2 separate regions of the Homo sapiens genome follow, and region 2 is linked to region 1. The links are chromatin loops, found by intact Hi-C in ENCODE. Cell type or tissue: thyroid gland. All regions are shown on one strand. Each heading gives the region's core, and the rest is flanking DNA. Links, peaks and the distances in the headings are about the cores only.

The links. A loop is a pair of places that touch in the nucleus more often than their neighbours do. Peaks named below come from ENCODE experiments on the same cell type or tissue, not always from the same donor. Only the 100,000 strongest peaks of a DNase experiment are listed, where the experiment ranks them.
Region 2: it touches region 1 in a loop (1.9-fold over the local background); 7 of 110 quality-filtered maps call a loop at or near these places.

What each region holds. Positions count from the first base shown.
Region 1 is chr16:16,027,477-16,035,851 of GRCh38, forward strand. ABCC1 (ATP binding cassette subfamily C member 1 (ABCC1 blood group)) reads left to right here. Exons shown (of 31, transcript NM_004996.4): 6 at 5,633-5,694. Among named protein-coding and RNA genes, the nearest start is that of ABCC1, 82 kb to the left of the region's middle. In thyroid gland, for the core only: no CTCF peak of the experiment used is centred there; DNase peaks (open chromatin) are centred at 611, 2,006 and 3,155; H3K27ac peaks cover 6,460 bases.
Region 2 is chr16:16,083,672-16,092,046 of GRCh38, forward strand. It overlaps ABCC1 (ATP binding cassette subfamily C member 1 (ABCC1 blood group)), which reads left to right. Exons shown (of 31, transcript NM_004996.4): 18 at 3,153-3,320; 19 at 6,734-6,917. Among named protein-coding and RNA genes, the nearest start is that of ABCC6, 140 kb to the right of the region's middle. In thyroid gland, for the core only: no CTCF peak of the experiment used is centred there; a DNase peak (open chromatin) is centred at 4,863; H3K27ac peaks cover 5,310 bases.

The DNA of each region.
Region 1 (8,375 bases), core at 40-8,039:
CCCCCAAACACTTGAGCTTTATTGATGTATATTGACAAATAAAAATGGTATATAGGTTGGGCACGGTGGTTCATGCCTATAATCCCAGGACTTTGGGAGGCCGAGGCAGGTGGATCACTTGAGCTCAGGAGTTCGAGACTAGCTCAAGGAATAGAGTGAAATTCTGTCTCTACAAAAAATACAAAAATTAGCTGGGTGTTGTGGTGTGCGTCTGTAGTCCCAGCTACCTGGGGGGCTGAGGTGGGAGGATCACTTGAACCTGGGAGGTCGAGGCTGCAAAGAGCTATGATTACACTACCGTGCTCCAGCCTGGGTGACAGAGCGAGACCCTGTCTCGAAAATATATTTAAGGTGTACAGTTTTATGTTTCCATATACCAGAGGCTACTGTCACTGCTTCTATTATTATTACTACTACTACTACTCATGTTACCCTTTCTTTGGCTGTTACTTTGTGCCAGGTACTATTCTAAGTACTTACCATGTTTGATCTCATTTAATCTTCACCACCAAGGAACTGACCCAAGGTCCCACAGCTAGGAAATGGCAAGCTGGGATTGAGCCGTGCCAGCTAGCCCCGTGCTATGCACTGCTTCACACAGAAGCTGCCCCTCCACCCCTGCCGCCTTCCTTTTCCTTTGTTCCTTTGTTATCAGCTGGCCGTTTCCAGAAACGGTTGGTTAACCTCTGCCTACCTCAACCCTCAGTGATTAAGGGGTGATATCGGGCCTCAAATGACTGACCTTTTTCCTTTGTTGCAGCTCTCACTGATTGTAATTCTGATTGTAATTATATATTTGTTTGCACCGTGGTTTACTTACTGTCCATCTTCCCCAGGGCAGGAGGCTGAATGGGGCAGGGGTCTCGCTGTCTCGTTTGCAGCTCCGTCCGCGGCACTTCACCCACATCCTGGCCTATAAGCAAGTCCTGCCCATATATTTGACCAATAAATAAATGAATCATTGACAGCCGTGCCCCACCCCTTCCTCCTCTCTCTGCCAGCCAGCACCTTGGTCTTTCACAGTGGGTAGAGGGCTTGGGCTGCAGGTGAAATGGATTTGCAATTCCCTGATAACCCACCCGCCGACTGTGGGAGTGGGCAGGAAGGTGTCAGCTCTTCCGGATGAAAAACCAGCCTGCAATGCAGTGTTTCTACCCAGCCTACAAAGCAAACACCACTACCTCCACGCCTTAGGTTGGAGAAATTCCGCTTTACGACACAGTCCCATGGGCCTCATGTCATTTGTCCCTCCTGGCAGTCCCGGGGGATAGGTCGAGCAAGCAGTAGGACAAACGACTCCCATTTTCCAGGTGTAAAAACTGAGGCTTGGAGGTGAAGGGACTTGCCCAAGGTCATCAGCTAGAATATAGCAGGGCTGGGATTAGAACCCAGGTCTGTCCGGGTCCACGGTCTGATCTGAACTCGGCTTCAGTTGGTCTGGAATGCACCGGCTGCATCTGATGATCTTATTAAAGATCTGTGGCTGTCAGGGTCCTCCCCCTGGAGGTGCTGATTTAGTTGGTCTGGGTTGGGGCCCTAGGCACTTGGCACTTAACAAACTCCTTAGGTGATTCCAGTGGACAGGCAGGGCTGGGAACTTCATCACCCCTCCGAGCCCCAGAGCGGAGCCTGATCCTTAGCCCTGGCTGTGTATTTGAATCACTGGAGGAGCTTTTTATTTAGCCTTTTATGATGGAAACATAAAGTAGACAGCCTAGGATAATGAACTACCATGAGCTCTTTTTCTTTTCTTTTTATTTATTTTTGAGACAGGGTCTCACTATTACCCAGGCTGGAGTGCGATGGCACAATCTCAGCTTGCTGCAACCTCTGCCTCCCGGGTTCAAGCCATTCTCGTGCCTCAGCCTCTTGAGTAGCTGGGACTACAGGCACGTGCCACCATGTCCGGCCAATTTTTATATTTTTTGTAGAGACAGGGTCTTGCCATGTTGCCCAGACTGGTCTCGAACTCCTGAACTCAAAGCAGTTCTCCCGCCTCAGCCTCCCAAAGTGTTGGGGTTACAAGTGTGAGCCACTGCGCCCAGCTGCCATGAGCTCTTTACCATGCATTGCATAGGTGAACGTTTTAATATGTATCTCTGAAGGACATGGATTTGTTTATTTTAAATGACTTTTTATTTCGCAATAGTTTGGCTCACAAAAAGTTGCAAAAATAACAGAGTTCCTGTTGTTCATTGCTCAACTTTCTCTAATGATAACATCTGAAAGATAAGAATTTTAAAAACTGTAACTGTTGGGCTGCATGTGATGGCTCATGCCTGTAATTCCAGCACTTTGGGAAGCTGAGGCAGGAGGATCACTTAAGCCCAGGAGTTTGAGACCAGCCTGATCAATATAGGTAGACCTTGTCTTGACAAAAAACATGTATATGTGACTGTAATACTAACTTTAATAATAATTCATTATTATCAAATATTCCAGTAATCCATTGTGTTTGTACAATGGCTCATTCTTCTATGATATCATTCTTTATGTTTTAGCTGGGATTTTTTTATGGAAAAGAGTTTCCCCTTCATTTCTTTGATCACTGATCACTCTGTGGTGATCGAATAAATGACTGTTTTCCTCAGGGAAGCCTTCTCCAACCCTGGTGAACCAAATGAGTACATTTGGGAAAGGTGGAGAAAATACTTGTTTCTTTCCGCTTTTTCTGCGTTCAAACAATGACCTGGTTCACTGACAACATCAGATGTTTCTCTTTATTTCCAGCGTCAATATGAAATTTGTGTACATAAACATGTAAGGCTGGGCGCAGTGGCTCAAGCCTGTAATCCCACCACTTTGGGAAGCCACGGTGGGCAGATCACTTGAGTCAGGAGTTCGAGACCAGCCTGTTCACCAACATGGTGAAACCCCATCTCTACTAAAGATACAAACATTAGCCCAGTGTGGTGGCTGATGCTTGTAATCCCAGCTACTTAGGAGGCCGAGGCGGGAGGATCACTTGAACCCAGGAGGCGGAGTTTGCAGTGAGCCAAGATCACGCCACTGGACTCCAGCCTGGGCGACAGAGCAAGACTCCATCTCAAAAAACAAAACAAAACAAAAACCTTGCTTGGTATGTTTCAGCCTGTTGTACTTATTCTCCTTGTCAAAGCTCAAATTGTCCCTCTTTTAGCCTGCAGCGGCCACTTCTGCTTGGCTCTTGAGCCTTTTAACAATCCTGTTCATGCTTAGTTTCCTTGTTGTCCGGTGTGACAAGATGTTCTTGGCTTACCTTGCATATTTCCTGCCCAGCCACTTTTCCAAGAAAAATCTGGAAGTTTAAAACAAAAACAAAGCTTCAGTGCCCCAGTCGCACCCAGAACCAGCTTAATCAGATTGCCTGGTGCGGGTAGGGCCCGGATACAGTATTTTTTTAAATTTTATTTTTATTTTGTTTGAGACAGGGTCCCTAGGCTGGAGTGTAGTGGCACGATCTCAGCTTACTGCAACCTCCGCCTCATGGATTCAAGCAATTCTGCCTCAGCCTCCCGAGTAGCTGAGCTTGCAGGCACCCACCACCACATCCAGCTAATTTTTTGTATTTTTGGTAGAGACGAGGTTTCATCATGTTGCCTAGGCTGGTCTCGAACTCCTGACCACAAGTGATCTGCCCGCCTTGGCCTCCCAAAGTACTGGGATTACAGGCATGAGCCACCACACCCAGCCAGGATACAGTATTTTTTAAAAAGCACGCCCAGCCTTGAATGGAAAACCACTGGACGAGAGTATGCCACCTTATCGGGCTCTGTAAATGCCTTATATCTGCACAAGGCTGGAACTTTGAGTGGAGTCCTTGGCTAAAGCTTTCATTACTGCCTGGTGACCTCTCTTCCCTCTGCTGCTAAAGCTTGTGTTTCAGAATTTAGACCCGGATGCATCCATGTTGAAAGCCAGGCTTTGTCTGTCATCCCAGGAGCTCTGTATCGGTCCCTTTCCTTGCCTGCATGTTGTTGACTTGGGGCTCATCTTCATTTCTCTGGGAAATGAGTTCTTTGATAGCTTGCTTAGAATCTCTCAGTACTTCCCATTGCCCTTAGAATGAAGACCAAAATATGTGGCCTGCAGTGTAGACTGTGCACAGCCTCCAGTGTAGACTACTCAGGCCCCTTCTTGGTTCCTGGAGTCTACCATGCTTTCTTCTACCACCGGGCCTTTGCACACACTGCTGTCTGTTGGGAATGCGTTGCCTTTCCTTGTTACTTAGTTCTCATCTACTCACCCTTCAGGTGCCAGCTTGACTGTCTGCCTCGGGGGCGCCTTCTCTGACCTTCGTACACCAGATCAGCCCCCATGCACTTACTTTGTCTCATTGGTAATATTTCTCTCCCTTCAGGACACACATCAAGGCCCAGAAGTTGTAGTTTTGCATTTGTTCATGTGATCATTTGATGCATGTCTCTCTCTGGAGCCTGACTCTTTGGGGCTCACATCCTCACTCCACCGCTTTTAGCTGTGGGACCTTGAACAAATCTTTTCATCTCTGGTCCCCAGTTTTTAAGTTAAATTAAATTTTATTTTATTTTTATTTTGAGACACTCTTGCTCTGTTGCCAGGCTGTAGTGCAGTCGTTCGATCATGGCTCACTGCAACCTCCGCCTCCTGGGTTCAAGCGATTCTCTTGCCTCAGCCTCCCAAGTAGCTGGAACTACAGGCGCCTGCCACCACATCCAGCTAATTTTTGTATTTTTAGGAGAGACAGGGTTTCACCATGTTGGCTAGGATGGTCTCGATCTCTTGACCTCATGATCTGCCTGCCTCGGTCTCCGAAAGTGCTGGGATTACAGGCCCAGTTTCTTTTAACTGCAAAACAGGGATGATATAATACTTTTATTTATCTTGTGAGGTGAGGATGAAGATTAAATAAGGTAGTTTGTGTAAAGCACTTAGAAAAGAGCTAGCTACTAATAGTAGAGAATCTTGGCAGGTATTACTGATGATTACTGCAGTAGACCACAAGCTCCATACAGGCAGGGGTCATTTCTGTTTGTTTAGATTTGTATGCAGGGTGCTTGGCACAAGGGTTGTGCTCAGGAAATACTTGTTGGATGAACGAATGAATGAAGTGGAGATAATAGTAATACCATGTTTATAGAATTCCATGAGGATATAAAATAATGCAAGTATATAAGCTCTTGGTAGAGTGTCTAGCACATAGTAGATGGTCAATAAATATTCAGTGACTGAATGAGTAAAGTGGGGACAATAGTAATACCCGCTCATGAGGTTGTCGTGGGGATATAAGGCAACCCTGTAGTACCTTGTAGAATGCCTAGCACATAGTAGGTGCTCAGAAAATATTTGTTGAATGAATGAGTGAAGTAGGGATGACGTTAACACCAACTCCTAGGGTTGTTGTGGGGATAGAAGACAAGGCAGGTCTATAGCATGTTGTATTGTGGTTGCACATGGTAGACACTCCGTTGATTGAAACTGGAAGAGCTGCCATGAATTTCTTTCTCCTGGCTATTAGGAGAGGGTCCTTTTGGGGTGCAGAATGGTGTGGAGCTGACGCTAGTCCTCTGGAAGGAAGAGTGAGCAGCTGACTACTTGCTAAGCTCTGACCTGGATGAAAAGTCAAATCATTCCTTTCCCTCTTCCTCCCAAACCTGTGCTTTCTTTCCACTAGAATCCCTGCCCAGAGTCCAGCGCTTCCTTCCTGTCGAGGATCACCTTCTGGTGGATCACAGGGTAAGGCCAGGCCCCCCAGACCTCAGGGAGGTGGTGGGGAGTGAATGAATGAATGAATGAACGAATGAACATGCTCAGCTCCCCCTCCCCAACTTCTCCCTCCTTTGCTCTTCTGCAGAGTTGTCTTGAATCTGCCTGTGCTGGCCATGTGGTCTCAGAGACACCAACTCTGTCCGGCAGTTCCGTGAACTTGAATGTGATAAACACGTGAGCCGTGAGCAGCTGACACCTCTGCAGAAGGCTTTGCCTGGGACAGCCATATGCTGGACTGCTTTTGCTTTAGCTTCAGATTTGGGTTTTTAAAATATTAGGTATAGTTATTATTGACATTGTCCCCCTCCTGTCCCCCACGCCTTAGAAAAATAATACTGTCTCACCACAGGAAGTGTGGGTTAAAAAACCACATGTGCAGATCAGCAGTGCAGGAGACATCTAGAGGTAACCAGTGTCACCATTTTAGTATGCCTTCTTCTGGTCGTCTTTCTTTTTTTTTTGAGACGGAGTCTTACTCTGTCAGTCTCAGCTCACTACAAGTCTCCGCCTCCCAGGTTCAAGCGATTCTCCTGCCTCAGCCTCCCAGGTAGCTGGGATTACAGGCTTGCGCCACCATGCCCGGCTACTTTTTGTATTTTTAGTAGAGACAGAGTTTTGCCATGTTGGCCAGGCTTGTCTTGAAACTCCTGACCTCAGGTGATCCACCCGCATCGACTTCCCAAAGTGCTGGGATTACAGGTGTGAGCCACCATGCCCAGCTACCTTCTGGTCCTCTTTTTGTATATCTTTTTCTGCCCGTTGTTAACATCTTAGTGGGGATTGTTTGAAGAATCTTTTTTTGCCCCTAATAAGCATCATCTTTTTTTTTTTTTTTTTTTTTTGAGACAGGCTTTCGCTCTGTCGCTGAGGCTGGAGTGCAGCGGCACACTTGTAGCTCACTGCAGTCCCAATCTACTGGGCTTAGGTGATGCTCCTGCCTCAGCCTCCTGAGTAGCTGGGGCTACAGGCACACTCCCCCATGCCCAGCAGATTTTTGTACTTTCTGTAGAGATGGGGTTTCATCATGTTGCCCAGGCTGGTCTCCAGCTTCTGAGCTCAAGTGATTCTCCCGCCTCAGCCTCCAGAGTGCTGGGATTACAGGCGTGAACCACCATGCCCGGTCTCATCCTTGTCTTAATGACAAACATCGTTTTAAAAAATTAGATGTTTTAAATAATTTCTTCAAGTTACTATTAAAAAGCATCACTGGGACAGTTGATGTAATTTGTTCATGACTACAGGACCCCGGATGCATGCTAATAACATTCATTCTTGTTTTGGAAAATTGTGCTCTAGTTACATAAGAGCATGTCCTGGATTGGAAGAGAATACCTCCAGTTTTTCTTGGGTAAAGGCATGTAGAGGCTGTATGTTAACTTTTTTTTTTTTTTTTTTTTTTTTTGAGATGGAGTCTTGCTCTGTCATCCAGGGTGCAGTGCAGTGGCAGGACCTCAGCTCTCTGCAACCTCTGCTTCCTGGGTTCAAGAGATTCTCCTGTCTCAGCCTCCTGAGTAGCTGGGATTACAGGGACCTGCCACCACATCCAGCTAATTTTTGTATTTTTAGTAGAGATGGAGTTTCACTGTGTTGTCCAGGCTGGTCTCAAACTCCTGACTTCAGGTGATCCACCCACGTCAGCCTCCCAAGGTGCTGAGATTACAGGTGTGAGCCACCATGCCAGCCCTTTAACTGTTTAAGTGGTTCAGAAAAAGATGATGTGTTTGCATGTGTGTGTGTGTTTGTGTGTGCATGTCAATGGATACAGACAGAGAATGATACTGCAAACGTGGCAACGTGTTAACAATGGTGAGTTGAGTGAATTCTTAGTATGATTTGAGTAATTTTTCTATAAGTTTGAAATTATTTTAGAACAAAACATGAAAGTATTTTACCTTTTATTATAAAAGTGTTTAGTCTGCTGGGCACGGTGGCTCATGCCTGTAATGTTAGCACTTTCAGAGGCCAAGGTGGGTGGATCACCTGAGGTCAGGAGTTCGAGACCAGCCTGGCCTACATGGTGAAACCCTGTCTCCACTAACAATACAAAAATTAGCCGGGCAGCACACGCCTGTAATCCCAGCTACTTGGGAGGGTGAGGCAGGAGAATTGCTAGAATACAGGAGGCAGAGGTTGCAGTGCACTGAGATGGCGCCATTACACTCCAGCCTGGATGGAGTGACATAGAAAGATTAATATAATAAAACTCAATAATCTCATCACCCAGATTTCATGCTTACTAATGCTTTGTCATGTCAGCCTTTTTATTTTTTAATTTTTTCCTTCAGCCTATTTTTTTTTTTTTCTTTTTATAGGGTCTGACTCTGTTGCCCAGGCTGGAGTGCAGTGACACAATGACGGCTCTTTGCAGCCTCCACCTCCTGGCCTTGAGCAATCCTGCCACCTCAGCCTCCCGAGTAGCTGGGACTACAGGTGCGAGCCATCATGACTGGCTAATTTTTTTATTTTTACTTTTCGTAGAGATAGTCTCCCTATGTTGTCCAGGCTGGTCTTGAACTCCAGGGCTCACAAAATCCTCCCACCTCGGCCTCCCAGAGCGCTAGGATTATAGACATGAGCTACCGTGCCTGGCCCATATCAGCCTTTTTTAATTTAAAATTTTAAAAAGTTGGCGGGGCACGGTGGCTTAT
Region 2 (8,375 bases), core at 168-8,167, 56 kb after region 1:
GCTGCACGCTGCAGGCCAGCTGAACTTGGGTCCAGGCTGTGGGTGTGGCTCAGGTCTCACTTACAGAGCTTTTGCTGGGGACCGGGGTGAGGGGTCCACAGCTTTCCAAAGGGGGGCTCTTCTCATGGTGGCAGCAGAGGCCCAAGATAGGCCCCCCAGAAAGCATGCAATGTCCCTTAAAGTACACTGTCCCTTCTACTCACAAAGCAAGTCACTTGGCCAAGCTCAAAGGCAAGGGACCAAGAAGGAAGTACATTCTACCTTTGTGGTCACATGACTGCAGAGTCACATGACAGAGGGCATGCTGTTGGGAGGAGGGGAGTCGATGATTCATATGTTCACAGTCCCTGTCAAGATAGCCATAATACTGAAAATAGCACAATAGCTAACACTTACTGAGCATTTTCTCTTTCTTTTCTTTCTTTCTTTTTATTTATTTATTTATTTTTGAGATGGAGTCTTGCTCTCTTGCCCAGGCTGGAGTGCAGTGGCACGATCTCAGCTCACTGCAACCTCTGCCTCCCGCGTTCAGGTGATTCTCCTGCCTCAGCTTCCTGAGGGGCTGGAATTACAGGTGCATATCACCACACTCGGCTAATTTTTGTATTTTTAGTCGAGGCAGGGTTTCACCATGTTGGCCAGGTTGGTGTCTAACTCCTGACCTCAAGTGATCCGCTGGCCTCAGCCTCTCAAAGTTCTTTTTTTTTTTTGAAATGGAGTCTCTCTCTGTCGCCCAGGCTAGAGTGTAGTGGCTCACTCTTGGCTCATTGCAACCTCTGCCTCCTGAGTTCAAGTGATTCTCCTCCCTCAGCCTCTTGAATAGCTGGGACTACAGGCCCCTGCCACCACGCACAGCTAATTTTTGTATTTTTATTCGAGGCAGGGTTTCACCATGTTGGCCAGGTTGGTGTCTAACTCCTGACCTCAAGTGATCGGCTGGCCTCAGCCTCTCAAAGTTCTTTTTTTTTTTTTGAAATGGAGTCTCTCTCTGTCGCCCAGGCTAGAGTGTAGTGGCTCACTCTTGGTTCAACCTCTGCCTCCTGAGTTCAAGTGATTCTCCTCCCTCAGCCTCTTGAATAGCTGGGACTACAGGCCCCTGCCACCACGCACAGCTAATTTCTGTATTTTTAGTAGAGATGGGATTTCGCTGTGTTGGCCATGCTGATCTTGAACTCCTGGCCTCAGGTGATCTGCCCGCCTCTGCCTCTCACAATGCTGGGATTACAGATGTTAACCACCTCGCCCGGCCTATAACTTGAGTATTTTCTGTATGTTGGGAACTATGCTAAACATTTTACACGTAATTCTTCCCCACAGCAAGCCCATGGGTGGAATTTGTTGTTATACCTAGGTAATCATTGAGGAAAAAGGAGGCACAGAGAGGCCAAGTGACTTACCTGAGGCCACACAGCCACAGAGCTGCAGAGAGCATGGTTCCTGTGTCCATGTTGTTACCTGCTCATTTTGTCATCTCTAAAAGGGCCATTCTCTGCCTCTCACCACTGCAGACCCTCCCTCCTGCTGTGCTCCATCTCCCAGGTTTTCCTGCTGCTTCACAGCAACCCCCAGCCCCTGCCCACCTCCACACCTTGGTCTGAGCCTTCAAGGCCTGGGGTGCCTCCCCTGCTGCTTGCCTGGCCACTTTGCTCTGGCACCCCATGGTGGTCGTCTGGTGTGTCCCCTCTTGGAAGACCAAGAGTGCAAAGCACTGGCCCATTTCTGTTTTTAGTTACAAGCCAGGGGCTCTGTCGGCTTTCTTACGTGGTGAATGATGTTTAAAAATTGAGATAAGCCTGCAGCTCCTTGGAAATAAAAAACGAATTATTGGCTGGGCGCGGTAGCTCACGCCTATAATCCCAGCACTTTGGGAGACCAAGGTGGGAGGATTGTCTGAGGTCAGGAGTTCGAGACCAGCCTGGGCAACATGGTGAAAACCCACCTCTACTAAAAATACAAAAAGTTGCCAGGCATGGTGCCGTGCACCTGTGGTCCCAGCCACTTAGGGGGCTGAGGTGAGAGGATTGCTTGAACCTGGGAAGCGGAGATTACAGTGAGCTGAGATTGTGCCACTGCACTCCAGCCTGGGCGACAGAGTGAGATTCTGTCTCCAAAAACAAAAAGAAGGCACGTGGCTGCCAGGACCCCACCTCAGTGCATGGGAGTCAGGGCAGGCATCTCAGGAGGGACTGGGCAGTAACCTGTGATTTCCAGCCAAATAGGGAAACGACGTTGGCTTATCTGTCATGGTGGGAGCTGGCGCTGCTGCTGGTCCATGCATTGTCCTTCCTCCTGGTGACTGGGATGTGGGCTGGATTTCAGCATCCCCAGGCCGGAGCCTTGCTTCACCTATATGTGGCTTTGCCAGACAGTGACAGATCCAGAGTAAGCTGGCAAACATGGCAGCTGTCACCAACAGCAGCAGTAACAATAATATGACCACGTCCACCAGCGCCTTCCATGAGACTAAGGGATCACGGCCTTCCCACTGGTCAACATGATTTGGTGCCGTCAGCCATCCTTTGCTGAGCACTTGCTGTGCACCACGTGCCCTGCTCAGCACCTCACGGGAGATTCAGGTTTTCTCTTTTGCCCAGTTGACAGGTGGGGCTAAACCCTGTGCCTGTGATCCCATCCTTGGTGGTGGTGGAGCTGGGGCCTGGCTCCAGGTTTGTGCAGGCGTGACCTCATGCCTTCAGCATCAAACTTAAAGAAGAGGAGGTGGGTGCAGCTCTGCAGGGCCTTCACCCAGGACCTGCTGTGTCCTGAGCAGGCTCTATGCCTTTCTTTCTTTCTTGTTTAAAGAGACAGGGTCTCATTCTGTCGCCCAGGCTGGAGTGCAGTGGCCCAGCCATAGCTCGTTGCAGCCTGGAACTCCTGGGCTCAAGCCATCTTCCCACTCAGCCTCCTGAATAGCTGGAACTACAGGCGCACATCAGCAGGCTTGGCTAATTTTTTCTTTTCTTTTCTTTTCTTTTTTTGTAGAGACAGGGTCTCCCTATATTGCTCAGGCTGGTCTCAAACCCCTGGTCTCAAGCAGTCCTTCCACCTTGGCCTCCCAAAGTTCTGGGATCACACCACACTCGGCCTGCTTCTACGTATTGTGAGTCTCAAGATTTCCCAGGAAACCCACTCCTGTGTGTGTCTCTCCCCAGGGCGTGAACCTGTCTGGGGGCCAGAAGCAGCGCGTGAGCCTGGCCCGGGCCGTGTACTCCAACGCTGACATTTACCTCTTCGATGATCCCCTCTCAGCAGTGGATGCCCATGTGGGAAAACACATCTTTGAAAATGTGATTGGCCCCAAGGGGATGCTGAAGAACAAGGTGCCTGCTGGCGGGGTGGGGCTTGGTGTTGGGCCGTCTCGCCCTTTGGTTAAGTCAGAACGTGTCCCCTTTAGGAGTCCTTTACTTTCTCTGGCTTTCTTTGTTTTTAATTGGACTTTAAAGAACACATTTCTCATGCTTGTCTTGGAAGCCTTCCTAAGACAGCCGTCTTGTACTTGTCTTTATAGGGGTAAGTCCTCCGCGCAGAGTTAAATTCATTGCCTCTCCATGGCCAAGGGAGGCCTCTCTTCCTGATTAAGTCACAGGGCTGGCTTCTTAGCGGGGAATCCCACTCCAAGACATTGCCTGTGACCTAGCAGGCTGCATTTTCTTACTTGCAGAGGTGTCTGTGGGTAGAGGGGTCGGAAAATTGCCACAACACCTTAACATAATAGGAAATAGTTCCTGTGTTCTTTTTATAGGGCAGTTGTGGTAATGGGTACACACTGGCTCTTTTTTTTCTCCCCCTGATTTTATTTTTTTGAGGTGGAGTTTCGCTACTGTTGCCCAGGCTGGAGTGCAGTGGCATGATCTCAGCTCACTGCAACCTCCGCATCTCGGGTTCAAGCACTTCTCCTGCTTTGGCCTCCCAAGTAGCTGGGATTACAGGTGCCCACCACCACGCCTGGCTAATTTTTTTTATTTTTAGTAGAATCGAGGTTTCACCATGTTGGTCAGGCTGGTCTCGAACTCCTGACCTCAAGTGATCTGCCCGCCTGGGTCTCCTGCAATGCTGGGATTACAGGCGTGAGCCACCACACCCGGCTGTTTCTGCTGATTTTAAAACTAACACATCCCCATGGGGGGCATATAGATTAAGAAAAACATGAAAAAGAAAAATGGAAGCAGTTACACACATTCCACTGGTTAGAGGTTTTGTATTTTTTTCAAGTCTTTTTGCTCTGTGTATAAACTTTTTAAATAGGGTTATCTTGTTCCACGTATATATACAGGAAACATCGTGCTACATGACCTCTTGTAATCGTTCCCATACATACCACTAACATTCTGTGTAAACATATTTTAAAATAGTACAAAACATTTTTGAAAATTACTAAGTAATACATGCCCATTGTAACAAAATTGAAAAGTACAAGAATATGGATATCTTCTTATAATATATGTGTGTATGCGTGTGTGTGTGTGTGTGTGTGTGTGTGCATGTATATAAAGTAAATAAAGCTGGGCACGGTGAGTAATCCCAACACTTTTGGAGGCCTAGACCAGTGGATCACCTGAGGTCAGGAGTTCGAGACCAGCCTGGCCAACATGGTGAAACCCCATCTCTACTAAAAATACAAAAATCAGCCGAGTGTGGTGATGCATGGCTGTAATCCCAGCTACTCGGGAAGCTGAGGCCGGAGAATGTCTTGAACCCGGGACGTGGAGGTTGCAGTGAGCTGAGATTGCGCCACTGCACTCTAGCCTGGGTAACAGAGCGAGACTCCGTCTCAGAAAATATATCTAAATAAAGTAAATAAAATAGTCCCTCTTCATCCTGCATCCCTAATCTTTAATTCTTCTCTTAGAGAGCAAGGGTTAGCAAATCTGGCCCACTGCCTGCTTTTTATATGGCTCTTGAGCTAAGAATGATGTGTGTATTTTTAAATAGAAGAAATCTAAACAGGAAGAATATTTTATGACATTTGAAAATCGTATTAAATTTAGATATCAGTGTCCATAAATAAAACTTTATTGGAACATGGCCAATGTATTTTTTTTCTTTTTTTTTCTGCAGACAGGGTTTTCCTCTGTTGTCCAGGCTGGAGTGCAGTGCCACAGTCATGGCATGGTAGCCTCCAGCTCCTCGGCTGAATCAATCCTCCTGCCTTCTGAGTAGCTCCTGGGACCACAGGCATGCAGCACCATGCCTGGCTAATTTATTTTTATTTTTATTTTGTGGAGACAGGTCTCACTATGTTTCCCAGGCTGGTTTCAAACTCTTGGCCTCAAGGAATCCTCCCGTTTTGGCCTCCCAAAGTGCTGGGATTACAGGTGTGAGCCACCGCACGTGTCCTGTTCTTTAAAGCATCGTCTACAGCTGCTTCAACTCGGCAGGGCTGAGTTGGTGCCATGGCAACTGTAAGATCCATAAAGCTGAAAAGATTGACCGTTAGCTGTTTAAGGAAACATATGCTGACTTCTATTAATAGTTTGATGAATGTCTTCCCAAACTTTCAGATTTGCAGATAAAATGTATGCATGTGCATATTTTGTAGTGGTTTTGGGGGTGGCTGACAGCGGGAGTTGTTTTAGAAAAAAATTAAGCCAGAGCTGGGCACGGTAGCGCATGCCTGTAGTCCCAGCACTTTTGTAAGCCAAGGGCGAATGGATCGCTTCAGTTCAGGAGTTCAAGATGAGCCTGGACAACATGATGAGACCCCTGTCTTGACAAAAAATACAAAAATTATCTGGGCATGGTGGCACGTATCTGTAGTCCCAGCTACTTGGGAGGCTGAGGCAGGAGAATCGCTTGAACCCAGGAAGCATAGGTTGTGGTGAGCCGAGGTCGCACCACTGCACTCCAGCCTGGGCGACAGAGCGAGACCCTATCTCAAAAAGAAAAAAAAAAAAGAAGAAAAAAATTAAGCCATTGGGCTGGGCGCAGCGGCTCACACCTGTAATCCTAAAACTTTGGGAGGCCAAGATAGGCAGATTGCCTGAGGTCAGGAGTTTGAGACCAGCCTGGGCAACATGGTGAAACGCCATCTCTACTAAAATACAACAACAAAAAAATCAGCCAGGTGTGGTGGCGGGCGCATGTAATCCCAGCTACGCGGGAGGGAGGCTGAGGCACGGGAATTGCTTGAACCCGGGAGGCGGAGGTTGCAGTGAGCCGAGACTGTGCCACTGCACTCCAGCCTGGACAACAAAGTGAAACTCTGTCTCAAAAAAAAAAAAAAAAGCCATTGCATACAAACTGTTTTGCTGTGGCACCATCCTTTTATTCCTTTACACACTTGTATGGTTCCCTCCCTACCTCTTGTCATTCAGGTTTTTGTTAAAAAATAACCTTCCCCATTACCTTTGTTAAAATTGCAAAACCCGCACACTTGGTACACCCGTTCCCCTTTTTGCTGTGTTTTTGCCATTCAGCAAGCACTATTCTACTAGTGTTCGTTTCTCCTGCGGCCCTGGAATCTGGGGCAGGGGTCTTTGTTTCCTTCCCCTTCCCCAGCTTTTAGCTCAGCACCTGAGGCGTGGCAGGCCCTTTGCACATGCATGTTACAGGACCGTGTGCACAGGTTCAGCTGCTCCTGGATGCTGTTATCGCGGGTGCATGTCCCACCTTCAGACCTGAGTTTTGCCCACCAGGTGTTCGTCGGCTCATTCCTCCTTTAGTCTTCACTCTGCCAAGCTAGGCAGTCTCACACATGTGCACTCACGTGGCCGGGTGTCCCCTTTGCCCACAGACGCGGATCTTGGTCACGCACAGCATGAGCTACTTGCCGCAGGTGGACGTCATCATCGTCATGAGTGGCGGCAAGATCTCTGAGATGGGCTCCTACCAGGAGCTGCTGGCTCGAGACGGCGCCTTCGCTGAGTTCCTGCGTACCTATGCCAGCACAGAGCAGGAGCAGGATGCAGAGGAGAACGGTAGGGGCAGCCCCAGGGTTCCACCCACTCAGGGTGTCTGGCACCTTGAAGGGCCACATTGGCCTCTTTGAGGTTGCCACCAGCCACTTGGGGAAGGCGGCTCCTCAGGGCATGAGGGTGGGAGCTGGATGGAGCCCCCTAAAGAAGCAATGTGGAAAACCACCTTAGTCCCTGCAGCGCTGAACTGGGAGAGAGTCTCGGTGCTTTATGGCCAGGGGATGGGAGCACCAGGCTTCAGCTCAGCTGACCTCAGGGCAGGGTCTAGCGCCTTCCTGGAACATGACCTTGGACCTGATGAGTTTCAGGGTCCTTATGGCAAAAATGGGAATGATGGTAATTAAAGTCCTGGCTCTCGGGGCTGAGAGAAACTGAGGACATACGTGACACAAGAGATGTGAGGGTTGTGAGGTGAAGCACGGAGTTAAGCTGGCAGGCTCGGGTTGGTGACGTCTGGGTTCAATCCCCGGCCGCTCATCTCCCCAGCTATGTGACCTGAGGCCTGCCCTTCAGACCCATCTGAGCTTCACTTTCCTCCCTCATAAAGCAGTTCAGCAGGGCCAGACGTGGTGGTTCCCAGCACTTGTAATCCCAACACATAGAGAGGCTGAGGTGGGAGGATCGCTCCAGCTCAGGAGTTTGAGACCATCCTCAGTAGCATGGCGAAACCTCATCTCTACAAAAAATACAAAAAATTTGCCAGGCACAGTGGCTCACGCCTGTAATCCCAGCACTTTGGGAGGCCGTGGTGGGTGGATCCCTTGAAGCCAGGAGGAATTCAAGACCAGCCTGGCCAACATACTGAAACCCCAACTCTACAAAAAAAAAAAAAAAAAAATTCAGATGCTATTAAGTGCTTTGGAGGGGAAACAAAAAAGACAATGCCATGGGCTGAGGAGTGATGGGTGTCATTGTGGCAACTCAGGCAGGGGATAGGGAAACCCTCTCTGGGGAGGTTGCATTGGCATGGGAAGGAGCCAGCAGGGAGAAGATCTGGGAAGTGTTGTGGGCAGAGGGAACAGCCAGTACAAAGGCCTCAGGACCAGCATGAGCTCAATTTGTTTACAAAACAAAAAGGGTGGTGTGGCCAGACCATGGTGTGCCAGGACGTGGGGGGCAGGAGAAGAGGTCAGCACAGTGATTGTCCTGCAGGGCCTTCCAGGTGGGTTTTGGTCTAACTGCCCTGGGAAGCCACTGAGTGTCAGAGAGGCAAAGTGACCAGCCCCAGGATACACAGCAGCTGCTGGCAGGGTTGGTTCTCAAGTTGGTCTCTGAGTTTCTCATCCTTTGCCTGGGGTGGGAGCTCCTTCTCTGCAGAGGTCCTAGTGATCTCTAATAAGTGCTTTCTTGAGATGTAATTCACACACGTAGGCTGGGCGCAGTGGCTCACGCCTGTAATCCCAGCACTGTGGGAGGCTGACACAGGTGGATCACCTGAGGTCAGGAGTTGGAGACCAGCCT